7 separate regions of the Mus musculus genome follow, and all the other regions are linked to region 5. The links are chromatin loops, found by intact Hi-C in ENCODE. Cell type or tissue: left cerebral cortex. All regions are shown on one strand.

Region 1 (4,000 bases), 650 kb before region 5:
ACCCCATTGGCCTTAGTAAATGATCTCAGCAATTGTTTGATGAATTACAATTATATAATTAATAAACTGGGCAGTTGGTGGCCAATTTCCCAGAGAGATGCCCAGTCAGGGCTCTCTCCAAGACTCATTGCCACCATAATGGTAAGGCACATCAGAGACAAACAAGCAGACATTGTAGGTCACCTTGCTTCTTAACCCCAGGTTTGATGCTCCAGATATTAGCATCTCAGTGCTCAGACATCCAGCCTACCGTTTGCTTCCATGTGCTCTGCCAGACCCTGGACACCCTGTGCCCCACCCTCCCCCAGCTCTGTTTTCAGTGCATGCTCATGTCCGTGTTTCCCAGTGATCCCTATAAAACTGTGACAGGAGTCTTGAAGCCAGATGTGCAATTACAAACTAAATGTTGGTGTCACACCCTTGATTGGTCTTTCAGGGCTCTTGCCTCAATGACAACCTTTTCTTTACCCAGCCTGCTAGGCTTCTCTCTGGCCTCGTACTCTCTTCTGTTAGTAAGTCACACAATTTCCAAGAAAACTTTTGATCCCCGGATGCTGCAGCCCCTGATCACTTGATCTGGCCCTACCCCATGCCTGGAGCAGTCTCCACTGACTTCTCCACATTGGCTCCATTTCTTTCTGGACAGACATGGAAAAGTGCCCTTTCTGGGGACATGCCAAAGTTCCCTTTAGTCCTTCTGCTGTCACTGGGAAACCTAAGGTCCTCAGATTTGAGCAATTTAAGAATCAGTATGGATCAAAGAAGACCAAGGCATACCTACTGCCTACATGAACCTGCCAGAACAAAGTAGTCATATCTTTATGACCTGGCATTCTGACCCTCAATCCTGTACTTGTGAAACTACTATTCCTGCCTTACCCTGATGTTGAGCCTGAAACCCAGGTGGGATCTCCCCCCCCCCTCCCCCCGGTCTCTCACAAGCAGGCAGTTATGGATGGAGGTGTTCCACTAGCTCATGCAATGCTCCCATCTGTATAACCTGCCCTTGCAGGACTGCGTAAGCTCTTGATACCAGGACATACTGCTTTCCCCCAGCCAGCACTCGTTTTTGTGATGTCATGATGCTGTTTTCCAGAGTTCTAGGTCATGGCAACCTGACTTTGGAAGTCATGAGTTAAAGCGTGTGTTTGCACTCTGAGCTGACTGTACAGAACAGGTCTCAGCTGGAACAGACAGGCCACTGTGGCACAGGCTTGCATTCTCACTAATCGAAGGGGGTGGCAGGATTGTGAGTTTGAGGCCAGCCTGGGCTGTATAGTGGGATCCTGTTGAAGAAGATCAGAAAAAGAGGGAGAGATGAGTGGGGAGCAGGACGAAGAGGAAGAGGAGGAGAGGGAGGAAAGGAAAGGGAGAGAGAGGGGAGGGAGAAGGGGAGGAGAAAGGGATGGGGAGAGATGTCCAGCAATCATAGGAGCCAAAAACTGCCTATAGTCATTCTGGGACCTTCTGAGCCAGCCTAGCAGTCTGGCCAGGTGCATCTTCCCCCCCCCGCCCCCCCCCCCCGCGAGGGATTACTGTCAGATTTAGAATAGAGAAATCATCTCACAAGTGTTCTAACCTGAGCTCAAGCATGAAGCGGCAGGTGTAAGAGGATGGCAACCCTCACCTACGGCAGGGCCCACTCCGCTTCTGTGCTTTGCCCCTCCATCTTGTTGCATCCTGATTTTGTTGCCTGGTTTTGTGTCCGGAGATCTTCATAGGCCAGGTGAACATCGCAGTGAAACGCGGTGGCTTTGTGCATAAGGGCTTCATTTTTCACAGCCATCCTTCTAATAAAAACTGTTTGAAGAAGGAGAGATTGAAGGTTTCTGAGGTTTAAGCCAGGTTGTCATCTAAATCATCATCTCTTCTGGACAAAGCAGCCATTGTCTGCGGGAGTTGGCATGACGGAGAAACCACAAGAGGGCGCACAAAGCCTCGGAATAAATGCTTCGTCTATCCTGGACGCTAAGGAGGCAGAATTGCCAACCCCAGCGCTGGAGGACTCTAACTCCTCCAGACATACGAATGTTCTAGAAGCCCTTCGAGGATGTTTTCATGGTTAGATAAAGAATAGCACTGCAAGTGCACAGAGGGGAGATGTAGGAGGAGTGTTGAGAAGAAAGGGAGTGATTGGCAGGAGAGAAGGGATAAGACAGGAAGACCAAAGGCAAGGAGAGAGGAGAGCCGGGTGGGTGGGAGGGACGGGTGGAGAGGAGACAGGAAAAGGAATGTCGCTTTTTATAGGGCCGAGAGACACGGAAGTCTGGTGTTTCTGTGGACCAGATGGTGTGGCAGGGGAAGGGACCAGGCTGCGGCTTCTCTGGGGGAGAAAGCTGGATGTCTCCCAGGTCTATGAAGTCTGAAGTATGGCGTGAGCTGTCTGAGTCTCTCAAGGGCTTTCCCAGCCTGTTTGCCAGCCTGCAAACTTACCCTTTCTTTGTTGTCACTTTAAAGTCACAACTTGCCTTGACCATGAACATCCATCCTCCTGGCAAACAAGGCCTCATTTTGACGTCAGCAGGCCATGAGGCAAGAGAAGGTGGGCCTGGTAGTAATGACTCCCAGCTGCTTCACGATCACATTTTATTACTGATTATGTAAAACTTTGAGATAATGGAAAAGGAAGTAAGTGGTTGGTTTTTGTTTTCCATTTAAAAATATGTCAGTCCAACAAGAATGGGTAATATTTTGCAAGCTCTTCCTGTATTTGGGGTAGAGATGTAACCTCTAACATTCAAGTGGCATGGGGAAGGAACTGGAATTATCTCTGTCACAGAGGTGAAGTGACTCACCCAAAGACACTTCGCAAGCAGCAAAGGCTGACTTCTGAGCCCAGATCTTGCAACTGCAGAGCCTGTAGCTTGACTAAAATTCATGTCTGTCCAGTGAGCCCAAATTTAAGAATCTATTTCCAAATACCTCTTTGTCATCCATGAATGGAGTTCTTAAATATCTTGACATTAGGACCCCTGTATAGTGTGTGTGTGTTTTAACCAAGTTTCTCAGAAAAAAACCTACAATCTCCATTGACCTTTTTTACAGAAATGATTAATTAGTTACAACAGACTACTGTGATTGGAGTGTTTTAAGCCCTGAGGCAAATTATCTTGGACTACTTTGGTGCCCTAAATAGTCAATTTTTTTGCCTGTTCTGAAAACATCCTGTAACTATTAGGTAAATCATTTTAGAATGTGCTATCAGGTCTCTGGCTTCCACTGATTCAGAAGCCATGAGGCTCAGCAGATACCATTTGAAACCTATAGCATTTGAAGCCTATAGCAGAAATGTCCCACTTTTCGGTAAGTACCTAATTCATGAAAAATGTCTTGAGTTATGACTTTCTTTTGTTGTGTTACTATAAAAAAACTTCATGAATCTGCTGTCATATTGCAACATGGAATCTAAAGTAACCTAAATCGGTGTTCCCAGGCCATGGTTACTCATATTTGTCTCCAAAATAAACTATCTCTTCTCTTTGAGATGAAGGCTATGTTTTCTACTTGACAGCAAAGTGTGACAGCAAAGTGTGTCCCATAAGTGTGTGTGTATGTATGTGGGTGAGCAGATGGGTGAGCAGGTGAATGGGCTGGTGGTGTGTGTGTGTACAGAGACCTACATCAGTATCTTTGTCCCTCACTCTTCACCTTGTAGTTTGAAACATGGTCTCTCACTGAACCTAGTGCATATAGATTGGCTTGACCAACTGACCAAGAAAGTTCCAGGGACTCTTGTCTCCTTGCCCTAGCATTCAGGCAGATACTCTGCACACCCAACTTTTTACAGGACTTATAGAGATGCAAATGGAGGTCCTAATGCCTGTTCTGACCATTTACCTACTAAGTGAAGATTTTTACCTGAGAAATTGCCTCGGGTTGCCTCTGTAGCTTTTATCTGTCTTTATTTCCTATATTATAAAATTAAAACAGGGAAGTCCCAATATTGAAACTTTACATTAAAAGATTGTCAGGCCGGGGGAGGAGGCTCAGTCAATAAAGT
Region 2 (4,000 bases), 580 kb before region 5:
TAAGTGGGAGGGTGAGTGGCCAGGGTGGAGAGAAGTAACTAACTCTCAGAGATACTCTTAGTATCTCTGATACGGGCTGCACAGAGATACAGGGACATAGGACGGGCTGTTGTCCCAAGGTGCCTCAGTGTCCTGCCTACCTCTGGTAACCTGGGGAAGTAACATGCATCTACTTGCTCACGTGTAAAGGAACAAATGCACACAACAATGACAAGGACATTTCTCCACACGGAAGACTGCTGTAGGATCTGAAGCTACACTCTACTGGGGTACTTAGCTAAGTGTTTACCCATAACTGCCAGCTACCAGCAACGGCAGAATCTACCACGGGGAAATATGACCGTATTCCGCCATTCGTATGTGTGTGGGAAATCATCCTTTTCAGACCACCTTCCAGCCAAACAGCTGATATAAACTTGCAGGGTCAGAGTGGAGGCAGCTTCTTCAGAGATCGGATCTGAGCCTTTCCGTGTAGCTACAAATAATGAGCAATAAGGGCCTATTCCCAAGTGAAGGAAAAAGATGTAGGGGATGATTAATAATAATATGAAAAGTCAAGGGTGGATACAAAGTAATGTATAGGTTTAAACAGGCTTCAAATTAAAAGAGAAATAATGTGAGGATATCCAATCGGTTTGATAATTTCCTGTGAAAATCAGTAATGCCGGGAAGCAGACAGTACTAGCAACTTTAAAATGTTATGCAAATATCAGCCCCGCTCTGTAGGTAATAAAGGCAGCACAGATAATTTTCTAATTGAACATTTTATGAGATTCACCGAGCCTCAGAAAACTGGTAGTTAATCAAATTCAAAGTGTTTGTCGAGGTCTGGCAAGCATCAGCTGACACAGAGTAGGGATGGGGAATCAGGTGGTTTTATTGAAAACTCAGGTTTTCATTCTGAGTGCTTTTTAACTTCAGTATGACTCCCACTCCACCCCACCTCACCCCACCCCACCCCCAGCCCAATAAAAGCAAAGACAGGACACGATTCTTCTACGCAAACAGGAAGAGAGGCACTATGGGTGGATATAACAAACGGCCACTCAGTAAATTTGGATGGAAGGAATGAGGTATCCTCATAAGGATACAATGAGGACTCTTTTCTTTTGTCATTGTAATACAAAGCACTTTTATCACTTTGTCCATTGCAAATGTGTGTGCGCACCACGGCTTCTGTGTGCAGCTCAGAGGGCAACCTCTGACAGTCAGATCTTTCCACTGTGTGGGTAGGACTTGAGACTCGAACTCAGGCTTAGTGACAAGGGCCATTACCCACTGTCCAATCTCCAAGGCTCTCAAAGGACTTTTAAAGTCCCAAGCGCTTTGAAATTATTATCCTTAGTTTTTTGTTTTTGTTTTTTTAAAATGACGATCCTTTAAACAAAAGCAGCCTTCCTAAGGCAGCAATGTTATGTTGCCTCTCACTTTTATTGGGAGACTTCCAAGCTTCTAAAATTTTACAATGAATTTAAACAAAAATTAAATAATCTTTTCTATTGCCATGGGATGCATCTATTGCTCAAACGTGCTGCGTTTGTCCCTGTGATAACACAGCGAAGCAAATATTCAGTCACTGGTGGAGGAAAAAAAAATAAGAGGTGTCAAAACATTTTGAAACGACTGCACCTCAAAAAGGGACAAAGACAGACACAAACATCTGCTAACCGTGTATTTAGCAGTAGAATACTATCACAGTAAAATGCTTTCCAGATCACAATCTTTTAATAATGTTCCAAAAATATTATTTTAGGCTCACCAGAGTGTTTCAAATTAAATTAGTGTGTGTTTCATTAAAACACAGAGCGCTCGGTCCATTTTTGCCCCTCCCCCAACTCTCTCCTGAGGCGCCACTAGGGGGCAGTATGAAGACGCGGTTCTTGCCGCTGTGGGTGAAGGGAAATCGCTCAGAAAACCATTTTCTTAAGAAAAACCCGACGCGACAAAGACAATAACTGCGTGGCTTAGGCTTTAGGTCCGACCCATACATCAAGCCTATGTGCTGAGTTTGCGTCTTTCGTGGGTCGTTTCTCAGTGCAATGTTTCTTTAAGGGTTTTGAGACCCGAGATTACTTATCCTAAGTGAATCTGAGTGCTAGGGAGCCCTGGGTCTAGACAGAGTGGTAATTTTTCCTTAAAGGACTGTAGTAAACAACCGCAGCCATCTCGGAGGGTGTGTGGCGTCCCTTCCTGCAAGATATGACGGGGAGAAGGGAAGAATTGGCGTTTGGCCACTTTTAACAGATGTGTGTTGTTGTGTTCCTGTCTTCAAAATAAGTGGTCATCACTCACTCTGTTACAGCCAGCATTCTACAAGAAAATATGGCGACTCTACAGATCATCAGCCCCACATCTACAAGTTAAAAGGTATACAACGAAGTGGTAAAATAAATAAACACAGCATATTATGTTACCAGCCCCACGCCCAGCTTTATTTATTCGGGTGGTGATTTTTTTAAAGCATGAACACACACACACACACACACACACACACACACACACACACACACACACACTTTCTGCACTGGCATAGATAATACCCACTTCAGCTCAGACCATTCCTGGCTATGTGACAGGACCTGAGTCCTGGTTTTTCTCAAGGCATGCTATATACTCTTTCAATAGTATATAAAAATCTATCCTGAGGATGTATTTAAATTTTCCCCCACATATTATATATGGTTTTCTTAGACATGATAATCAACAAATAAATTTTGTAGACGTTAAAGTGATAGTATCTGTCTTCCTTCAGCTTTATTTAAAGGGGAGAAATTTTCTTTGTTTCTAGAGAAATTTTAATACCAATACTACTAAATGATCAGTCAGTCATTCATATTGACAGAGATATAGAGTCAAAGAGAGTCAAAAGTTAACAAAGCACTCAGGCACATCCGTGTAAGGCTCTCTGTCTCTGCACAGAGCCCCTTAATCATCATCAGTGTTTGTGCTCCTGGCCGCAGGTCACACAAAAGTAGAGAAGTCCCTGGAGACTTGTCTCTGCTATTTCGAAGGCTTAAGGTAGCCCAACAATTAATCGATGTATTTTTAAGTGGCCAGTTATATATGCTACAATTCAGAACTTTCTTGGGTTGCTACTTTTGTGGGAGTTGAGAAGCTATACAAAAGAACTGCAAATTCCACAGGAAAATGGGGAGAAGGGGGTCTTTAAAACTCTAGGGTCTTTAAAGCTATCTTCATGGAGCTAAGGTAAGATGGCTATGAAGAATCAGGGTCCATATAGTTGAACACAGTTGTTTGTGAAGAGTTTAACCTTAGTTACAAGTTTCCACTTTTTTGTAAGTATAAAATGATTATAGTTGTTGTTTTCAATATTTATTCATTGGTATTTACTAAAATTGTATCTTTAAAAGAGATCCTTTTAAAAAAGCCTGGTCTGCATCTATATTCATCTTCAAATCTTGTCTGGTTTTTCAGTGAGTAAATTTAGTTATTAGTGCAAAGGATTACTGAATTCTTTCCATTTTGGGGGCAACTTTGAATCTAATTCTGGTCAGATCCAACAGATGGCAGTGATGTTATAAACTGTTTAAAATACTCTCATTGCATGTAGGATCGACTACTCAGAAGGATGTCAACCGCAAATCATTTGCTCCATACTTGTATAAATTATTTAAGAATTTGGAATGATTAATTGGGCAGAAAAGTACACAGTAAATAAAACATGAAATTCAACTGGAGATATTTCCTACATTCACAAATTAAATGGCTTCTCCTTTCCAAAAAGCATTATACACAGAGAACTGTCCAGTATATTACCAGCATAGTAAGGAAGGAGCGCTGCCCGAAATTAGCCGAGGGGGCTACCTATTCATGACTGCCTATTTTACTGCTTCATCTCATTTTCATCTTTCAGACAGGCTTGTCTTCACTGCCTCCTACTTTATTTACCCACTTAAAATAATTTCTTTTTCCTTTCATTTCTAACAAGAGACCCTAGCAGTTCTTGTCTCTCATTCAGATAAGTACTTTGATTCCTGTT
Region 3 (4,000 bases), 660 kb after region 5:
TTCCTTGCCTCTTTTTTTTTTTTTTTTTTTTTTTTGTCCTATCCACAGTGCTGTCCAAAGATAGAAATATAAACAAGCTCTCTGCCTTGCGGAAGCCCCTTAACAGTATCTCCCAAAGAAAGATCAAGACACTTTGTGAATTTTCCCCAGATAATGCCTCATATTCCGAATGACTGATCAGAGAACTCCGGTATTGTTCAATAAAATGAGAGGAAGGCGAGTGACGTGGGAGCCGAACAATGGCATTTCTGAATCAGTTTGCTTGATTGACATTTGGGAGCTTCATGACCGCAGGGAATAGGACTCATTACTGTGAATACCCCAAAACACCAACCGAGATTAGAACTCTAGATCCTGTTTTAATCCCATTTCAGCCTAAATTATAGTGGGAAAATATAAGATCCAAGAAAAGAGTATTACACCAGCATAGACTGACCGAAAGTTTTAATTGTAGTAAAGGAGAATTAAAGAGTGAAGCTGAAGTACTTTCCAACAGTTTCAGGACTAGTGCTGATAATTAAGCAGGATGCTCAGATGGATGGAGCAGAGTAGATTCTAAGAATATTGATGTGGTATAAAATACTTCATACTTACTTGGGGTGACACGTGTTTGGAGAGAGATATCACAAGGTTTTCCTAACTTTGTACATATGAGAAAAACATCATATGGCCTTTTAGATTGGTCAAAAGGCAGGGCCATTAGCAAATTCATGGTGAGAAATAACTAGACACTTTACAGTTAGAGTCTAAATATCCATTGTTATTTGGAAGACCTTATTACTGTGGAGAGGATTTTATATTAAGGCCAAAAGTTGTACTAACACTAAATTTAGTCCAGAAAACTGCAGTAGCTGTTTTTCAGTTCATGTTAGAAAGGGGGAATGTGTTTTGCAGTTTTAATAACAGAAAGGTGTAAGCTAATGCAGGTTGTGGGTTTGATCAGAGTCTGGTGTGTGGCAACCACTCTACAAAAATTTTGATTCTTTAATGGAATTCGTCTTCAAATCTTAGAAACGTAAAATATCGAAAGTCTTAGGAATCATGTATTAAGCTGCGTCAATTGACTACAGCAAGGAGACAAAGCAGCAATACAAAGATACGTATGTTCTTGTATTTTAGCAAGTCACAGCAAAGGGAAATGTGATTAGACATGAAGGCAGAGGTGCAAATTCACCTCTAATAATGGAACAGGAAGAGTTGCTGCATGGCATAGCTTCGCAGCCATTCTGAGGGGTGGGCTTTAACAAGCAGCCTCTGTTGCATGGGAAACTGGGACTCTTAAGAATTATTTTTGCATCAAGAAGGGACTAAAATTAATTATTAGAAGCTCAGTAATCACGAAATAAACTCCGAGCTTTGAGGTTAAAAACAGATGACTATCTTCATGTTCAATTATACAGTATCAATTACTAATACAACCAGTGTTTCAGTGTCCCAGCACCACTAGATACCATCTTTTATGAAGATACCTTGGTATTAATTAATGACTTCTTTATTCTCATTATTCACAAGGAAAAATAGGGGTCGTGTCACACTAAAATTAAGATTATCTTAGTTTATCTGGGCTCTTAAACAAAGATCATTCAAACTAATTATATTTTGAATTAACAGGGGTAGGCAATTTATCGCTTAACTTTTTTTTTTTTGTTCAAAGACAGGAAAATAAAGATCAGAAATAAGCAGAGTTTCATTTTAAAGGCAGAAAGAAGCAAACATGTCCTGACTTTTGCAGTATTTCCCTTGCTAAAGGGGGAATGAAGGAACTGTAAAAGACGTGACTTTGCAAAGTCAAGTCCTTTTTAAAAGACTTGGATCGAAATTCTTGCTATGCAACAAGGATTCAAGTTTGATTAATTTTCTGCAAGCGACGTGACAGCGGTGTTTTAAAAGATTAATTAAAATTGAAGTGATACGGAGCAGGAATCCAACCTGCAGAGGCGTCCCTGGCGCCTTGGGGGTGCGGGGGGGAGGCTTTGCAAGCCAGTCCCAAGCCCGAACTACCGGCTTTCCCGAGCCTGGGACGCAATTCCCCGTCTCCTGGAGAGGAACGCGGAATTTGGCAGGGCGCCCGTCTGGCCGCCTGGCATACCGAGCTGGCCGCCAGCTCTCAGGGGTGGGGACGGGGTGTGTCCCCCGGAACCCGCTGCGGAGAGAAGAGCTAGCGCGCCTTTAGACCAGCCAGTGAGGACCTGGGTCAAGCCAAGAGGCGGGAGGGGGGCTCCCGTAAGCCTGGAGCCTACATCCACAGGCCGAGCAGCTACTCCAGCCGCTGCACCTACTTGGTGACACCCTGCTGGTACGGAACCCTCCCCCAACCCGGCCGAGAGCAAACGTGCTGGAGTGCGAGGAATGAGGACTGCAGTCTGCGGAGATTGGTGCACAGGGCGGAGGCTGGGGAGAGCTCCGCCGGGCTACGGCTCCTGGGCCCAGATTCTGGGCCTGGATAAGCAGTGCTGCCTGGTCACCTCGGACACGGGACCCTTCACTGTGCAATTGCCCTCCCCTCCCCCGCAGTTTCGCGCTCTAGCTCCCCTCCCCCACCCCACATCCTGCTCCCCTCGCTTTACTCCGCGACGCCTTCAAACAAGTAAGAAATTAAGCCGAACACAATTGTAACTGTACTCAGGGAGACACAATCGCCCAAGCCCTTGGGGTCACGCGCAGCAGAGGGGCGACGCGGGTGGTGCCGCCTAGGGTGGGGTGGAGAGGGCGTTCGTTTGCAATCAGACTCCTGGGCGCGACATACAATGTCCCATTCTCCCTTCTAGGGCTCTGGGGTCCTCACGAAGAGAGGCTGTGCCGGGACCATGCGCCCAAGGTCCGAGGATGTCCTCTGCGACCTGCGGCGGGCGTGTGGGTTCAGGCCCAAACGAGTCCCAGGAGTTTCTCAGCGCCTGGAAGTAGACGTGGTCTCTCTAGCCCCTGGCGTCAGTCTTTACCCTTCCTCTTCCTGGAGACCCGGGAGGCCGCGACGTGGAAAGAGAGGCGGGAAAGCCCGCACGGAGCTGCCCAAGTAGAGGGCGGTGGGGCTCAGGGGACTCTAAAGGCGAGAACTGAGGGTCGGAAGCCTGGGGACAATCCTTTCCCCTCCACGTGCAGCGGGGACACCTCCTCCCCGGGGAACCCATCCAGCTGCTCCCAACCTGGAGAACAAAGGGTCTGGGAAGCACGGCCGGGGTCGGAGAGCGGAGGTGGAGGGACGCAGGAAGGCAGGCGGTGGGGGCAGGGAAGGGCGCCTGCTTGCACTTCCTCTCTGGCCCGAATGACGGAAAGCTCCATGGTGCTAGCGCCTCGTTGAGGCTGTTTTTCAATCCTGGAGGGCTCGGGTTCCTTACCTAGCGGCCGCACCCGCGCCCTTCCTTCCCTAGGGTCCCCACCCCCTCCGGGGACTAAGGCCTGGAAGCTGCAGAGCCTGCTGTGCCCTGGCGCGGGAGGAACCGCGAGGCACCAGCGCCCCCTGCAGGTGCCAGGGATCTCCGCAGCCGGGCGCTCCGGGACTCTTAAGGTGGAACTGCCTGATAATCTATCACGCTAGTGAATGTGGGTGGAGGTTGGTAGTTCTCGCCTCACCCTCGTGCGCAAGGGTCCCCCAAGCGAAACGGGCCTGACGGACCAGAATCCCGGAGTCTGTCCCTCACTGATGTTATTTTCTGGACCCTTGGCCTCACCATCTGCAGAACCTCTTCTTTGGATGTCCCACTATGGATCGACAAGTCACACTGATATTTCCCAGCAGTGTAAGAGGATGCCTAAATCTTGCTTCAAGGCCTTTCTATAACTGGAAAGCAAACTTTTACTTTTCTTTATTATACGTAAGTGACTGTGAGCATGGGATGAGATTGGCCAATCTCGGAATCTTCTCACTCCCAGCAAATTCGTGGACAGGTGCACGTACTATAGGACTGGACCACGCGTCCAGCCTGTGTGGGATCTACGTCTCGCATCTTCAGCGACCTCTGCTCGGTGTTATCCTATACTTCTTTTTTCTTCTTTCTTTCTT
Region 4 (4,000 bases), 300 kb before region 5:
AAAAACAACTCAGCGCCAGGAGCCTTTCAACATCATACATTTTCCTGTTAGTAGTTGTCCTTTGAATAATTCCTTGCTTAGAGAAGGACCTCAGCCTCAGAACCAACAGCAAAAGAGTTCGAAGGCAAATAGATGTGACTCCCTTGACTGTGGAAGCAGCTTGCGAAGTCAATGAGTCAGGATTCAGCAGGATGTTATCAATGTTTCTGATTATACCTTTGTTTTCCCATCCTTGTTTCTGCCCCTCCCAGGAGAGATGGTGACCTCTGGTGCATCTGTGCCCAGGTTTCTCTTTGAAGGGTTGCCTAACAATGCCCAGAGGTGTCCATTTCCTGTTCTTGTAGGCTCACCCAGCTCTTTGCTGTCATTGAATTCAGTTTTTCAGCAAGCCCATTGTCTTGCATTATTAATATACAATTAAGTACATTACAGCTATTGTGAACAAATAAAGAGATACAGAGGCATTGAAGTGGAAGGATTCATTTCAACCAGGAGGAAAGGGTAATTGTTTTCAAGGACAAGGGCTGGTACAGGTTTCTGTGGAGGGGTGATGAAGAGCAATAATCAATGATGATGTGAAGCTCTTGAGTCTGGGTCAATGAGAATTTATTAAATAAATGAACTCCCAACTGGTTAACAACAATATGAATGCTTATTTCCAACACAGGAAGAGAAATGAAACAACTTGTAGGCTGTGTAGGGTGCTGAATTTGGTTGTAGATTCTTGTGAAAGGATGCCTGTGGGCAAGCTATGAAAATTGGTTTAGATAGACTCTTTTCTGAGGTCAGGCGACAGTTTATGAGTTATCAGTAAGATAAAGACTGTACAGCCCCACAGCCCCTCCACCGCCCCCAGACAGGGTTTCATGGATACCTGGCTTGGCTTGAACATACCTACCTACCTGAGGATTATATTGAATTTCTGATCCTCTAGCCTTGCCTCCTGAGGGCCAGGATTACAGGTCTGCAACATTGTGTACTTTTATCTACTGCTGGTTTTGAGTGTAACAAACAATCTATAGCATAGTCCCTAAAGTGACCTTTGTGTCAGGCTATACCTAGTCACACAAATAACATCAGTCTCTGGTTAAATGATTTGGTCAACTAGTGGAACTGTGGGTCAAGTTTATGACTTCTCAGCATTAATTTAGGCTGGTTTTGTTATTATCTTCACCCCCTTTAGCCATTAACAATGGTGATGCTTGGTACCAGAAGAAGCAAGGAATCATTGCGGCGGCGGGGCGGGGGGGGGGGGGGATAGTATTAACAAGTTAGAATGACCAAGGGGATTTTGGGGGCAACCGTGCTGAAAGGTCAAATGAAGAAAAGGAAGGTCCGCACAGGATCTGCTCCCTTTTTGTTCCAGGCGTTACTCTTTGTCTTCTTGAAAGATCTAAGGACTGTAGACTTGCAACAACAAATGCCAGCGTAAGGACGACTAATTTCAGTGTGGGGTGGTAGTGGTGAAAGGCTAAACATTTTCAAATCAGAAGGTGCATGTCCAGAATAAGAGAAGGAAGGGGTGGCCTGCAAAATGATGGGTTCCAAGCAAACGGTCCAGACTGGGGCATGGCTGTCTTGACTAAAGCAGGGGTTTCAGTGAAGAATCCCAGAGTAGGTTGGGAATGACATTCTAGTATCCGATAGCATGGGAAGGCCCAACCAGGATACAAAAGGTTAGGAAGTTCAAGGCGGGGACTCCCTGGCAGACAGTTGACAAAGAGGAGCCAAGGTCCTTTCCCTAGATGCTGGGGAAGCCCGGGGCCCCGAAGAAGCGCTCTGGGTCCCACGAACTCGCCAGCCCTTGGCACGGGAAGCGGAGGTTCCCGGACATTCCTGGCTGCCCCATGCATCTGGGGGCTCCCTCCTCGGAGCTCCCTTGGCTCCGTATCCTTTCCTTGCTCCTCCCCAGGAGCGAGAAAGGCATGCTCACGCGAGTCTCCACACTCCGCAGCAGCCTCCCCAGACGGATCGCGGCCGCCAGGAGAGTGCTCGTCTTAGCACCGGTGGCGGAGCGCACAGAACAGCTTAACGGTCCGGCATCCGCATCCGCACCCGCCCCGCCCGTCGGCGCCGCTGCCCCGCCCGCCTCTGCGTCATGACGCTAGCGCCCAACGCGGAAGCCGCCCGCCGCCTGGACCAGCCGAGGGCTGTGCGCCGAGCCGCGACGGGCGGGAGCCGGCGGGGGCGCGAGGCGAGCGCAGCTGCAGCCTAAGCGGCCGAGCGCGCGGAGCGGGCGGAGCGAGCGCCCAGGACTGAGCGCGGGCGGAGCGGGGCTGGAGCAGGCGCGCAGCGGCGGCCGCCCCGGGGGATGCAGCTGCCTCCCCGGGCTGGCGTGTAGGGAGGGCGGGTCCCCGGCCTCGGCGGCGCGGCGGTGGAGGGGACCGAGACTGCGACCATGGCGACCCCTGGCAACCTGGGGTCCTCCGTCCTGGCGAGCAAGACCAAGACGAAGAAGAAGCACTTCGTGGCTCAGAAAGTGAAGCTGTTCCGGGCCAGCGACCCGCTGCTCAGCGTGCTCATGTGGGGGGTCAACCATTCGGTAAGGCTCCTCTGCGGCGCGCTCCTCTTGCTCCTCGGGCTCAGCCTCCCGGCTCTGCTCCTCCTGCTGCAGCGGTGGCAGGGCGGGGACCTCTAGCCGGCTAGCTCGGTCGGTCCCGGGCCCTCTGGCCACTCGCCTCTTGGGGTACCCCTAACCCCACGACAAGCGTCCATCTCCTGGGTTTCTCCGGCGGCGCTTGCGCTCCCTTTGGAACCCAGGGAGGGTGCAGGATGAGAAGCATTCTCTGTTCTGTGCTTCTGAGCCTCTCCGCGGCTGTCCTGTCCCGCATTCGTCCTCCCGCCGGTCGGTGCTCGCTGTCCGCGAAGTGGGAAGTTTGTGCGGGGACCGACTCTGTCTCAGCTATCAGTCCTGGCGGGGAACCGCTCAGGGCCCAGTCCGAGCGATCGCTCCACTTGTCTGGGACCGATGGGCCCTCCTGCCCTGAGCGGGTGGGCAGGTGAACCTGTCCCTGTCAGGAAGAGTCCGGAGCTTCTCGGAGATAGGACTGGAGTGAATCAGAAGATTTTGGGCGGCAGCTTGAGAGCTTAGCTTTCTTTTTTCCTTTAAAGGCAGTATTGTCAGACTCTAGGAGAATTTTTTTGGGGGGGTGGGGGGTGGGGGTGGGGAAGACGGGCAAAGGAAAAAAAAAAGCAACGTAAATATGGCCCTGGTGCTGAGCGTCTTCTCTTCATCCCTTCCCGCATCGCCCAGCTGCTGTGCCCTTTCCAGACCTCCTGGCGGGGAGTCTTCCTCCCTCCCCCTTGCTTCCTCCCCTCCTTGGGGAGCCAGGCAGAAGTCACAGACTTCTGCAGAAGGATGGCCTTGGTGGTGATAGTCGGAGGGGGTCCCGGCGGTCGCGAGTTCGAGGTGGTCTAGAGTTAATTACATCCATTTTGGAGGTTGTTTAAAAGACTGTCGGGGTGCGCGTTGGGGAGGGTTAGTCTAGCGCACAGCTAGGGATGTAAGGAGGTGCGCGGCTGCAGACTCTGCGGACTGCGGTGTGGGGGGCTGAAACAGCGTCCTGCTGATCTGACAGCGAGAAAACTCCTGCAGCTTTAATCTTCTTAGATGGGCTCAGGAAACGTGATAGGCGCTGTTGGCTGAGCCTTGAAAGTTTCAATGAGCTTGTGAATTTTGACCATGACCTTACCTACTGCAGTCAGCCAGCTTCAGAGAGAGAGCTTGAGCCTGCTGCTCTGCTTTTGTTTTCAGTGGATGCCCAGGTGTCCCTTTCAGCATAATGTAAGTGACAGAAAGCCAGCGTGGTTTTTGCACTCTTAAATTAACAGAGTTGTTTAAAATGGCTCAGTATCTTTTATTTATAGTTTTCCTCCCAAGCAGAGCTGGAGAAAGGTGAAGCAATATGAAGATGATTGTGTTTATCTGGAACGTTTTAAAGAGTTGAGAAATCTATTACTTTACTGCTGGGTCTACTGGGGTTCATTTTACTGACATCTT
Region 5 (4,000 bases):
TCACTCCAATTGGCAGAAGTACTATGTGCTCCACAGCGGCCAAATAGGTGGGTTCAGATGTGATCTTAATGAAGAAAGCAAACCTAGGGCTATCTGAATTATGACAGTCCTTGTTGAAGTGTAAGTATCAGGTTTTTGCAGTCAGGTGTGAGCACACCATTCAGTTGTGCCAGCAAATTTGCTCCCAGAGCAAAGATGTGGAACTTCGCTAGAGAGTGGAAGGCTGACATTTCTCAGTGTATGCTGTACTTGTATTTTATTCGTATTTGACTTTACTTCTCAAGTATTTTACGGTCAACCTCGTATGTCTTAAGGGTCTAGTAGTGTTTTTCAGGCCAGTACAATGTCAAGGTGACAGTGACTAGCCCGGCAGAGCTAGATCCACCAACACATGGCTTTCCCTATTCCCCCACCCGCCCCACCCCCAAGTGCCTGGGTGAATGCTAAGCTCCAAGGCATTTGGTTCCCTCCCAAGGAAAGCTATGATCAGAGTGATGACTTCACTGCTCCCACCCCACCCCCGAAAAACCAAGGAGCATTGTGGTGATTACTAAATAAATCTACGTTTTAAATGTAGGAGTCAACCAGCGTAATATGCTGTAACATGCAGAGCAAAGCAAATTATTGCTGCGCAGTATATGCATGTAAGCATCCTACTTACGAGAGCTTTCTTTATTAAAACTTGCTCCAAAGCCAGCATGGCTAGAAAGAAAACACTGTGAACGCTCTACATTTAAAATTATCTGCCACCATCTCAAGACCCCCCCCCGCCCCCCGCCATGCCTCCCAAATTTTATTGTTGGACTTTTCTTAGAAATCGTGGGAATTTGCACTCCGGTGCTTAAAATTCTCTTATTATTGTTGTACCAAACACAAGAGACAATCCTGGAAGGTGCTTCGCTGCAGACTACCCTGGCGTCTATGGACGGACGCCACGCACCGCTCAGGTGCAGGTCCCCCAGAGGAGGCTATGCGGTCTAGACCCAAGGTTGATGGGGTGGGGGTGGGGGTGGGTGCTGGGGGCGAGGTGCGGGTGGATCAAGTGCCACCGGTGTGCTAGAGTCTCCGAAGAGAGGGGCGCGCCCGTGGTTCGTGACCAGCATCAACAAGCCCGGCTGGGCTGAGGGCAAGGCCCCGGCCTCCTCTGCGTTTTCACTCGCCCAAAGTTTCTCTAGCTCCCAGGAGCATCCTCGGAACCTCAGGCTCAGGAGAGGGCAGCGGGGTGGGGACATGGGGGCAGAGTGGGAAGAACAGCCCACGAGGTCACGGGGACGCGCGGGGGCAGGGCGGGGAGCGCCTGGGGCACCGGGAAGGGAGGGAGCGCGCGGGCGGAGTGCGGAAGCGTCTGGTCGCGTACCCCGCCTGCCTCCACGGCCTCCGGTCCCCGCTCTGGCCTCCGGCCGCTCTCGGGCCTTGGAGCCTGCGGGGCTGACCGAAGAGAGGCCTCTCCTTCCCTTTGGGTTAGGTGGCCAGGCCTCCTTTGCAAGTCGCTAGGAGTCTCGGCAGGAGTCGCCGCCTCCCCCCAACCTTTCCGGCGGTGCGCCTGGGAAGAGCGCGGCCAGGACGCGGGCGAGGCCTCCGCCGACTCGGCCCAGAACCGAGAGGCCAGGCCGCAGCCTGGGAGCAACCAAGAAACGCCCCGCGGCCGCTAGGCTGGGCCTGCCGGGCGGGTCTCCTCCGGGGACGCTCCCAAGCGGCGGGCAGGGTTGGGAAGTGCTCCAGGTCCCTTTGCCAGGACTGTGTGAGAACCCTGCGAGGTCCCCCGCAGCCAGCTCAGTTCACCCGGGGCGTACACCGGGTCCCAGAGGAAGGGACCAGACACAGTAGCTTATTTAGGAGGGGAGAGGAGGAGAAGGGTGACGGTGCAGCTGCACCTCAATGCGCATGTGCGAGGTTCCAATTTTTTTTTTTTTTTTTTTTACTTTTGCGGTTCTTTCTCAGACTAGTCTCAAGCCAAAATGAACACTGATTATTTCAGAAACTGATTGTTTGTGTGAGCTGACTCCTGAAAGTCACTGCAAACGTACAGAAAGGGTTTGCGAGGTTTCTGAAACCTTTGAAGTAAAAATAGCATCTCTTGTTTATCAGTTCTGCAGGTCTAGTTCCTCTAACAGAAATGGTCAGTGAAATCCGCTGAAATGTAGAGTGAATCCGAGGACCCTATAGCACATCTCATCCCTACAAAGAACATACACTGTCATTAATTATTGTTTCAGAAGTAGTGCAAATATTCTAAACTGAATTACTTTCTATTCCACTATTAACCCATTTTTAACTTTACAGTGAATAATAAACGTCATTTGTGTTATTCTCAAATAAGCAACTCAAAAGATCATTCATATGAAGAAAGTATGATTACCTTTCCCAGTGATGAGGAAAAAAATGTAGTCATAAAGAAGACAATTGCAAGGGAATGCTTTCTATTCTTCAAACCTTGCTTTCCTGGTGAAACAATGTGGAATTGCTTATCGTTTTATTTATAAAGCAAAGCTACAGTTCTTGAAAGTTTCCAAATAATCTCAGTATTTTTATAGACACATCCCAAATAGAAGCAGCCGATGAAATCTTGGTCATACCAAGGACATTTGATGTCCAGAGTGGAGAGCAACTTGTAAAAACCATTGGGTTTTTTTGTTTGTTTGTTTTGTTTTGTTTTTTTAAGTGATGTGTAAAATGCAAATATGGGGGCAGAAACTTAGGAAGAGTGCCAAGTGGCCAGCATTAGTTCTCTTTCTGGGAAAGGGTATTCCCAGAACCATTGCAAACCAAGATAACAGAGTGAGCTTGGATTGCTCTAGTGTACACCATTAAGTTTAGAAAGCCTATATGTGCTATATTAAATTGCATAAAATACATTTTCCTAAGCCTAGATTAAAGATCCCTCCAAATATCCAGGAAAAGGCTACTCTATTGTGATGGGCTAAAATGTGTTCTCTGAAGTGGAGGCATGCTAATAAATGAATTCTTTGATCAGAAATGATCATTTGGTAAACTAAGCAGATCCCACCGACTCTGATAGCCTCTTTCTCCTCTGGAAAAAATGATGAGTTTGAGGAAACCCCCAGTGAAGATCCTTTAAGAAAACTGTCATGACACATATAGAAACAGCTGGTAAGCACATTTTCTAAAGTTTGCACTGACTTTTCAGTTCTTCAGTTACACTGGGGAACAAATTGTAATGAATCATGTTCAGAGCTAAAATCACTCCCATGAACTAATTACTGATAACACTAATGTGTCTGATTTCTGAACAGTTAAAGGTTGTGTCATTGTATCTTCCCATTAAGATGAAACCCTGAACCTCTGGGAAGTGAACCTGCTGAGCATAGGAGGGTTTTGTTTGTTTGTTTGTTATTTTTGTTTTTAATTGGGAAGGCTGGAAAGGAGTCAAAATGTGAATGGCGAGAGTCTATAGAATTGCACTTGCTCCACTTTTTTGAGAGTCCTTTGTGCATGCTGTATGGAAGTGGCATGGCTTATCAGTCCTAACTGTTTGGTGTTTGAGTCTCAGAGAAGTTGCACAGCAGTAAGAGTGCAGCCTCAAAAGCAATAGTGCTAGGGTTCAGTGTAAACACAACAGTAAAACCCAGCATTATTCAGATCCAAAGTGATGATTCACATGAATATGAATGCACTTTGATCTCATCCTTCAATTCTCCCAAGACCCAGTTGTGAGGAAAAGGAAAACAACCTCAAGTTGGCACTTTCCTTTCTTGAAAGGGGGCAGAACTTTTCACTACAGCCTTGCCTCCCTATGTTTAAGGTGTGACTGGAGTGGTTGGGCAAAACACAGCTTTAGGTTGCCTGTAGGAACCAAGGAGGGCTGACTTTCTTTTTTTTTTTTTTTTTTTTTTTGAAGTACACTATCTTAAAGAACTTGGCATTTGGAAGGCTTGAATGTGAACACTTTCTCTGCCTGTGAGTCATTTTGGAATATATTGAGTTTACCATCATATATGAATAAGACATTGTAATTTATTATACCTTAACTTTTATTGCA
Region 6 (4,000 bases), 650 kb after region 5:
ATCCTCTTTAAACTATGAAACTGCCCAGCTCCAGGGAAACTACGTCGCCTTCCACTCGGACCCCGCTTATTTTCGGAGCCTGCTGTGCAGCAAGCACCCGGCTGCAGCCGCCGCCGCCGCCGCCGCCGCTGCTGCTGCCGCCGCCGCCGCCGCCTACTACCAGACTGCCGGGCCTCAGCCCAAGGCGGCGACCGGCGCGGGAGGCCCAGTGAGCCTGACTTACCGCTGCAAGCGCAAGCGCGGGGGCGCCAAGAACTGCCTGCTCCCGCCTCACGCCGGAGCCCGGCGCCTGCTGCTGCTGCCCAGATCCTACAAAGCCAAGGCGGCGGCGGCGGCAGCAGCGGCGGCTGCTGCTGCGGCGGCGGCGGCCGGGGCCACTTGCTTGGAGAGGTTTCATCTGGTCAACAGCTTCTGCCCGCCTCCCCACCACCACCATCACCATCACCACCATCATCATCACCATCACCACCGAGCCCAGCAGCCAACGCCGAGTCACCACCCCTCTCATCACCACCGGCCGCAACCCCATCTAGGAAGCTTTCCCGAGAGTTGTAGCAGCGACTCCGAGTCCAGCTCCTACTCCGACCATGCAGCCAATGACTCGGATTTTGGCTCCAGTTTGTCCAGCTCCAGCAACTCGGTGTCCTCAGAGGAAGAGGAGGAGGAAGGAGAGGAGGAGGAGGAAGAGGAGGAGGAGGAAGAGGGGGGCAGCGGGGCCTCGGATTCCAGTGAAATCAGCTCGGAGGAGGAGGATTCTTCCACCGAGTCAGACTCCAGCTCCGGGTCCAGCCAAGTGTCAGTGCAGAGCATCCGTTTCAGGCGCACCAGCTTCTGCAAGCCTCCCAGCGTGCAGGCGCAGGCCAACTTCTTGTACCATCTGGCCTCCGCCGCCGCTGCAACCAAACCCGCTGCTTTCGAGGATGCCGGCCGACTTCCCGACCTCAAGAGTAGTGTCAAAGCCGAGTCACCAGAGGAGTGGAGTCTGCAGAGCTGGGCTCCCAAAGGGACTCCGGTGTACTGCCCGGCCAGCTTGGGGAGTTGTTTCCCAGAGATAAGAAACGATAGGGTATCTGAGATTACATTCCCACACTCTGAAATATCCAGTACTGTAAAGAGAACTGACCTGACAATTAACTGCCATGCAGAGGGGGCCTCTTCACCTAGCCCAAAGACAAACAATGTATTTCCACAACAAAGAATACTCCGAGAGGCTAGGAAATGCCTACAAGCAACTCCTACTACACACTGTGCAGAAAACAGCACAATAGCTGCTAGGTTCTTAAATAATGATTCGTGTGGAACAACAGCAAATTCAGGAAAAGATTCCAAAATCCCTCATTGTCCTGAATTTGCTACGGATTTACCCTCTCTTCAAAGTGATCCCAGAGTGGATACAGCAACAGCAGCAGCAGCAGCAGCAGCAGCAACTAAAGCTGAGAGTCTCTGCACTGGTACAGGTGACAAGACATTGCCATTTCTGCACAATATTAAAATCAAAGTAGAAGACAGTAGTGCTAATGAAGAATATGAACCTGAGCTTATTACAAATAAGCTAAAGTGGGAGTGCAATGATGCCGAGGGTGAGTTTTACAATATGACTGAGAAGAAGGAGGAGGACGCCTTGGTACCCACAGCCAAGGAAGGTTTTGCATGCCCTGAGAAAGAAACGCCTTCCTTAAATCCACTGGCTCAGAGTCAGGGCCTCTCATGCACTTTAGGATCTCCAAAACCTGAGGATGGGGAATATAAATTTGGTGCCAGGGTGAGAAAAAATTACCGGACACTAGTACTGGGCAAACGACCAGTCCTTCAGACACCTCCAGTCAAACCAAATTTGAAATCAGCTAGAAGCCCTCGTCCTACAGGTAAAACTGAGACACATGAAGGAACACTGGATGACTTTACAGTTTTAAACAGACGCAAAAAGGTAGCCAGCAATGTAGCATCAGCAGTGAAAAGGCCATTTAATTTCATGGCAAATTTTCCTTGTCCACCTTCACTCATTATTGGGAAGGATGGGGATTTGTGGCCAGCGTATTCCTTAAACACCACTAAGGATTCCCAACCTCCTCACAAGGCCCATCCTATATGGAAATGGCAGCTGGGCGGTTCTGCAATACCTCTTCCACCTAGTCACAAATTCAGGAAATTTAATTCATAAAAAAATGTTTTGGAAGATATTTTCTCGAACCATATTACCTTCCTTTTGTTGTAAACTGCACAGGATGGCTTGTACCAAGTCCATTAATGGTGTTACACCCCTTTTGGAGTCCTGGTTTATCGCATTTTGAAGACAAAAATCGGATTACTTTTTTTTCCCATTGCGGGTTGTTTTTTTTTTTTTTTTATGGTGGGGGAGGGGTGGGAGAAGGGTTGGTTTACATACCACAGACTACTTCAGGCTAAAGACTCAAGTAACACTCAGTTATTATGGTAGAGCTGGAACACTTTACTGTTTCAATGGTAATAATGCACCGGTACCTCAATTCAACTGCTACAAATAAATGTCAAAAGGTTGAATAATAAATATCACAATGAGCCATTAAGTTTATGCACTAGATTTCAGACCTGAAAGTGTAACTGGTATTCAGTGAAAGTTTGTTAGGTTACATGGTTACACAATGAGGTAGCAAGAAGTTTCTGTGAGCCCAAATGTAATTTTCTGGAGCTCTTATTTGTGGGGTGTCTTTTTTATTTTTTTTCTAAACCCAGATTCCCTTTCCAATAGTAGTTGCACTTAACTGTTTTTTTGTTTTGTTTTGTTTTGTTTTTTAATGGAAAGATTGGGGGTCTGAGTCCTGATTGGATGCTGATTTAAAAGCTGCCCATTGTGTGAGAAGTAAAAAAATACTTTTTTTTTTTTAACCTTTACAGTCACTCCTTGCAACTGGAAAAGCCCCTTCTGCGCTCTCACCCAAACATTTAAAATAGGATGACTCTTGCTGTGCTCCTGCTTGTCTTCTGATCTGAAGATAACTCTTCAAGCTTTCAAAACAATTAAAACATTTCTCTTAATAGCAGGATGTTTAATGGTCTAACTCATCCTAGTGTCCAAGCAGTAAATACAACCAAGAAAAAGAGTCATAACACCCCAAGTGAAAAATAACTGATTTCAGGGCTTTTTGGTATTAGAACTCAGGCACTTGGATTTTATTACCTTATGCTTTTTTTTTTCTGCATCTCTCTAAACTTCTGTTTCAGGCCATCCTGTGTATAGAACAGGAGAGTTTCTACTGCAAGTGACAATCAGAGGTGACTATCTATATTTGCACTTAAAATCAAAGTAGTTCCACAGGCAAGTGGTCTAGCCCTTGGTGAGGCCATGCTGGTGGACTGTGTTGTAAAGATGAGAGCAGTAAATCAAAATTATGGAAATTTGCACTGTTGAAAAGCATGCTTTAGCTTTATTTTCAATTAAAAACACTGTTTAAAATTCCTGGTTCCATACATTTCTACTTATTCCAGATTGAAGAAGGGTTAACAAGAATGAATGGCTTTGTTGACATTTTCACTTGTAATGTTTTTGCCTGAAAGAAATGCATTTATTGGGTGCAGTGTTTTGTGGTAATACTTTGTGATGAGACCAATCAGGTTCTGGGCACAACACTGGCAAACTTCCTCTCAAATAACAGAAAAACTTTTCAAACTTGTTATAGGCCAACTATTAAAAAGTTTCATATCTAAGAAAGTGAAGCATAAATCAGTTGTTATTTTAACGAAAGTTGTATCTAGTAATTTTTGGGTCACCAAATTATGTATCTTAGATCCTGGTTATCTTTAGTCTAAGAAGTTGCATCTACAGACCATAAATCACAAAGCAAAACAAAACACCACTAAGATGTTTACTGTGTGAATTTAAAGCATTATTTCTCATGGAAATTCAGCTATTTATTTTCCTTAACCTTTTAATTCCTACCCCCCTTTGAAATTTTCCCCTTGACTATAAATGTTTCAGATAGTTCTGGATGGTCTCAGACCTAATTGCTGTGTATTATCTGTG
Region 7 (4,000 bases), 73 kb before region 5:
CTCTAAACTAGGGAGGTTCGCCCAGTTTCCAACCCTCCAGGTGTGTCTTTAAGAGTGTATAATGTTGTCTAGGTACTCTTCAAAGACTCACAGTGGCTGGCCATGAACACTCCTGGCAGTGCCACAGACTGGAGGGAACTCTGTAACTGCACATCAGTGAAGAACAGTGTGGGCTTCCATTTTCCTTGTGCACGTTAGGTGAGTTCACATCAGAGTCCCTAGACTGAGAAGAAGAAGAGAGGAAAGAGATCTTTTTCTTCCTTATGAGTTCTTGAGTCAAAAAGTAAAAGCGAGTTAAGAACCATTTTCCTTGTGTCCTGTGGTATGTTTATCCTCAACTCACAGGACCTTTAAGTAATGCTTTTTTTTTTTTAACTTGCTGATTCAGTAAATATCTGCAATGCTGTATATATTGCCAAATAACATACTAGGCTCCAGGGAAAAAAAGTGAACTCCTGTGTTTTTTTGTTGTTGTTGTTGTTGTTTTGTTTTTTTTTTTTTTAGTAGGTTTACAGGAAGGAGAGAAACCAATAAGCAAATACATAAACTGTATGCAAAAGGTTTAAAATGTCATGACTGTGGGAGGTAATTGGCGAAAAGTAGTTCTAAAGCCAGCCTTGAGCTCACATTCCGCCTTGCTGGTATTATTTATTTGCTATTACTTATTTGTTTTCTCATTCCTGACAGGTTGTATGAACAAATAGATGATGACTTCTTAGACTTCAGTTTCTTCCCACGTTTGCTTTGGATAGTCTTAAATCATAGGACCCCTAACCCTAATTCTAACACAGGTCAATTCCCTCCCCTAGGCCCCGAGGTCACATTGCTTCTGCCAAGGGTTGCACACCATCCCGAGGAGGCCTCATATTCTTTTTTCTCTTCTCTTCTCTTCTCTTCTCTTCTCTTCTCTTCTCTTCTCTTCTCTTCTCTTCTCTTCTCTTCTCTTCTCTTCTCTTCTCTTCTCTTCTCCTCTCCTCTCCTCTCCTCTCCTCTCCTCTCCTCTCCTCTCCTCTCCTCTCCTCTCCTCTCCTCTCCTCTCCTCTCCTCTTCTCCTCCTCTCCTCTCCTCTCCCCCTCCCCTCTCCTCCTCTCCTCTCCTTCTCCCCATCCCCTCTCCTCCTCTCCCCTCCCCTCCCCTCCCCTCCCCTCCTCTCCCCTCCCCTCCCCTCTCCTCCTCTCCCCTCCTCTCCTCTCTTCTTTTTCCTTTCCTTTCCTTTCCTTTCTTTTCCTCCTTTTCTTTTCTTTTCTTTTCTTTTCTTTTCTTTTCTTTCTTTCTTCCTTCCCTCCCTCCCTCCTTTCCTTCCCTTCCTTCCTTCCCTCCTTCCTTCCTTTCTTTCCTTTCTCCTAACACAAGATGATGGTGCAAAGAGCCAGAAAACTAGCTTCTGTACGCAATTTTGAGCACAAGAAAACAATAAAACCCAAAGATCAAAACCCTAAAGGGGACAACGGCCAGTGGCTCAAAGCTAAAGGAGAAGGTGGTGCACAATCCAAATCCACGCCCCAGCCTTTGCCCTCCTTCCGCCCCAGGAAGGCCGACAGACAAAGCCACCCGGTGAGTCCATGAGTAGGGGAACAATGCCCTGGCGCTCAGCACAAAACGAAAGTCCGCTGCGGGGCCCGAGGGGATGGCAGGCCGGGGCGCCTTGGGCCCACGCGTCCCGACCCCAACTCCCGACGCCATTCAAGCAGACACCGCGCAGAACAAGGTCAGCTCTGTGCAGCGCGCGGCGGCAGCGCGGCCACCCCTGCTCCCGGGAAGCCCAGCGACGACATCGGGAAAGGCGCCCACGGAGAGCTTACGAGCCCCACGATCCCCGAGCCAAGCGCCCAGCCGGGAAGTAGAGCCGTCCGCGCGCGGAGGGAAACGCCGGGTGTAGTGCGGTTTGTCCTTGCTCTTATAAGCATGCTGCTCCCGGAACCGCTGCCTTAGACCGAGTTCGGGTTATTTTCTGGCCAGGATTCTACCTTCTGTGAGCCTGAGGATCCGTCATCTGCGCACTCCAGTGGCCCAGCGGCCGCCCAGCTCCAGCTTCGGGGACGTTCTGGGCCTGGATTGCATCCGAGGGTGATTGCGCCCACTTCCAGGGAGCAGGTTTTACCAGTGTCTGTTCTGGTCAGTGGAGTGCTGTTCTGGTCAGGATGGTGAGGAGTAATGAGGATAATGCAGGTAACACTGTCTAAAAGCACATCACACCCTCAAGAAGGAACCTAGCATTAACTCAGTGTTAATACAGGTAACAACTCACAAGGATCTGAAAACATAACATGAGGAAAATCGCAGAAAAGATCACGACCAACTAGAGTCCATGTTTAAAAGCTGTAAACAAAGCCTTTGCCTGGCCAGAAAACGAAAGTAGTACACTGCAGGCTGGACAATAACTTTATAGCTCAAAAGCAGTGGTGATTACATCACAGTTGCCACAATTCACAGAAGTGTAATCTAAAGGTATATAAAGTTTATTCTGCTCAAACTGTAAGTAAAATAATGTCCTCAAAAGTTGGCCGAAGTAGGGTGTCTGTTTTGGGGGAGAAGCTGCTGCTAGGGGGTAGGTGACTGAGAGACAAGCTGATAGGAAAAAAATATTTACTGCTTAGGAAATTTACATGAGCCTTAAAAGCATCCTTCTCAGAACTAAGTCCTCTAAGAGTAGATTCACTCCAACAATAGAAAGAAAATATCCTAAAGAACAATATGGCAATGTTGTTGCCTAAAGAACACCCAGAGCAATTGATGTACTTCTCCAGATTTACTTAGCCCCACCAACCTCACCACCACCTCTGCTTCGTGGTGTCCAGGGCTGGCCTTTCTGCGGAGGGTTCCACTCCTGTTCCCTCCCTGACAGATAACCCCCAACAAATGAGGGTAAAGATTCAACCCTGCTTCCTTATAGGGGCCCTGATGGTGGAATGTTCTGCCTCTATCTGCCCAAGGTCCCAGCGCAAGGTGAGTTAGAACAGTATGAGACAAACCTTCACAGAGGCAGAAAACAAACACTACCCGGCATATCAGTCTCTACCACGGACACTCCCAAGGCTTGAGCTTTGCCTGAAAGCTGCAGAACGAACAGTCAGCTACACTTTCTCATACGTGTTCACTAACGTGCTACTTTGTATCTGTTTTCCTTTCTGTTTAGGAACAGTCAGCTGTACTTTCTCATAAGTGTTCACTAACGTGCTACTTTGTATTTGTTTTCCTTTCTGTTTAGGAACAGTCAGCAGTACTTTCTCACAAGTGTTCACTAACGTGCTACTTTGTATCTGTTTTCCTTTCTGTTTCTCCTTGCTCTTGATGCCCTGGGATTCCATCTTCTCATCAAATCTTAACACTTAAAATTGCCCTCAAGGTTAGCTTTTCTTTGGCAGTGTTTGGGTGTTACGTATACTTTCCTAAAGATTTCACAACCATGACAAACTTTTTTTTTTCTCTCTCTGTTTTGGCTCTGGATTACTGTCTCATTAAAGTGCTAGTTTAGAAGGCAATCGGTTGAGAATCATTGCCAAATATTTGGGCTTGGGAGAGAGATAAAAGTTTGGGCTTCTATTTATTTGGTTTCAATTGGTGTTTCCTCATACAAGCTAATTCCTAGATCATAGGCTCTTACATGCTTTCAACATTTGGAAGTATGAAAAGTTGAGATGCATGTTTGTGTAAAACAAAAATACTTTCAATTATGCTTATAAAACTGTTAATCTGGATCTCTAATTATATGTTTTAGTGCATCTTCACAAAGCTGTTTTGCTTGTTCTAAAATCACTAGGAGAAGATAAATTATGAGCCTTTTACCGCAACCTCTAGCTCACAGTGCTTTGCAAAACAATTTTTCTTGACACTATTTTAAATATAAGAGCATTAGGTTCATGATTTTAATAATAATTGCACAGGTTTGTGGCAACATGTTTATTGAAGATTCATCAGACACATTCTGCCTCCCACCTGGCTTGCCAATCATCTGTAATTTGATCAACAGTAATTCGAGATGGGACTCAGTAGGGTCAGA

The links. A loop is a pair of places that touch in the nucleus more often than their neighbours do. Peaks named below come from ENCODE experiments on the same cell type or tissue, not always from the same donor. Only the 100,000 strongest peaks of a DNase experiment are listed, where the experiment ranks them.
Region 1: a loop joins it to region 5, with 2.2 times the contacts of the local background. A loop is called at or near these places in 3 of 42 quality-filtered maps.
Region 2: a loop joins it to region 5, with 3.0 times the contacts of the local background. A loop is called at or near these places in 6 of 42 quality-filtered maps.
Region 3: a loop joins it to region 5, with 4 times the contacts of the local background. A loop is called at or near these places in 18 of 42 quality-filtered maps.
Region 4: it touches region 5 in a loop (5-fold over the local background); 8 of 42 quality-filtered maps call a loop at or near these places.
Region 6: it touches region 5 in a loop (3-fold over the local background); 17 of 42 quality-filtered maps call a loop at or near these places.
Region 7: a loop joins it to region 5, with 5 times the contacts of the local background. A loop is called at or near these places in 9 of 42 quality-filtered maps.

What each region holds. Positions count from the first base shown.
Region 1 is chr2:19,342,747-19,346,746 of GRCm38, reverse strand. It overlaps 4930447M23Rik (RIKEN cDNA 4930447M23 gene), which reads right to left and starts at 2,430. Exons shown (of 4, transcript NR_126563.1): 1 at 1,628-2,430. In left cerebral cortex, a CTCF peak has its summit at 1,916 (motif pointing right); DNase peaks (open chromatin) are centred at 1,963 and 2,282; H3K4me3 peaks cover 734 bases; H3K27ac peaks cover 1,113 bases.
Region 2 is chr2:19,274,324-19,278,323 of GRCm38, reverse strand. The region is part of intron 10 of Armc3 (armadillo repeat containing 3); the gene reads right to left. Among named protein-coding and RNA genes, the nearest start is that of 4930447M23Rik, 68 kb to the left of the region's middle. In left cerebral cortex, CTCF peaks have their summits at 1,854 (motif pointing right) and 3,524 (motif pointing right); a DNase peak (open chromatin) is centred at 1,927; H3K4me3 peaks cover 697 bases; H3K27ac peaks cover 418 bases.
Region 3 is chr2:18,027,007-18,031,006 of GRCm38, reverse strand. The region is part of intron 1 of Gm33085 (a long non-coding RNA gene); the gene reads left to right. A930004D18Rik (RIKEN cDNA A930004D18 gene) reads left to right here. Exons shown (of 2, transcript NR_028376.1): 2 at 2,769-4,000. Gm17762 (predicted gene, 17762) reads right to left here and starts at 3,758. Exons shown (of 1, transcript NR_028378.1): 1 at 430-3,758. In left cerebral cortex, CTCF peaks have their summits at 2,004, 3,250 and 3,454 (motif pointing left); DNase peaks (open chromatin) are centred at 204, 2,164, 2,988 and 3,444; H3K4me3 peaks cover 2,344 bases; H3K27ac peaks cover 1,742 bases.
Region 4 is chr2:18,996,394-19,000,393 of GRCm38, reverse strand. It overlaps Pip4k2a (phosphatidylinositol-5-phosphate 4-kinase, type II, alpha), which reads left to right and starts at 2,273. Exons shown (of 10, transcript NM_008845.4): 1 at 2,273-2,542. The coding sequence starts at 2,399. 4930426L09Rik (RIKEN cDNA 4930426L09 gene) reads right to left here and starts at 2,075. Exons shown (of 1, transcript NR_024323.1): 1 at 590-2,075. In left cerebral cortex, a CTCF peak has its summit at 1,967; DNase peaks (open chromatin) are centred at 2,765, 2,779, 3,309, 3,509 and 1 more place; H3K4me3 peaks cover 2,645 bases; H3K27ac peaks cover 2,248 bases.
Region 5 is chr2:18,691,855-18,695,854 of GRCm38, reverse strand. It overlaps a transcript of Spag6 not described here. Among named protein-coding and RNA genes, the nearest start is that of Gm46725, 3.1 kb to the right of the region's middle. In left cerebral cortex, a CTCF peak has its summit at 1,722; DNase peaks (open chromatin) are centred at 561 and 1,681; H3K4me3 peaks cover 1,754 bases; H3K27ac peaks cover 1,272 bases.
Region 6 is chr2:18,043,771-18,047,770 of GRCm38, reverse strand. Skida1 (SKI/DACH domain containing 1) reads left to right here. Exons shown (of 1, transcript NM_028317.3): 1 at 1-3,684. The coding sequence ends at 2,161. Among named protein-coding and RNA genes, the nearest start is that of Skida1, 2.7 kb to the left of the region's middle. In left cerebral cortex, no CTCF peak of the experiment used is centred here; DNase peaks (open chromatin) are centred at 184, 840, 1,436 and 1,613; H3K4me3 peaks cover 2,234 bases; H3K27ac peaks cover 1,615 bases.
Region 7 is chr2:18,764,986-18,768,985 of GRCm38, reverse strand. No RefSeq gene overlaps it. Among named protein-coding and RNA genes, the nearest start is that of Gm3363, 6.1 kb to the right of the region's middle. In left cerebral cortex, no CTCF peak of the experiment used is centred here; a DNase peak (open chromatin) is centred at 1,827; H3K4me3 peaks cover 1,981 bases; H3K27ac peaks cover 1,148 bases.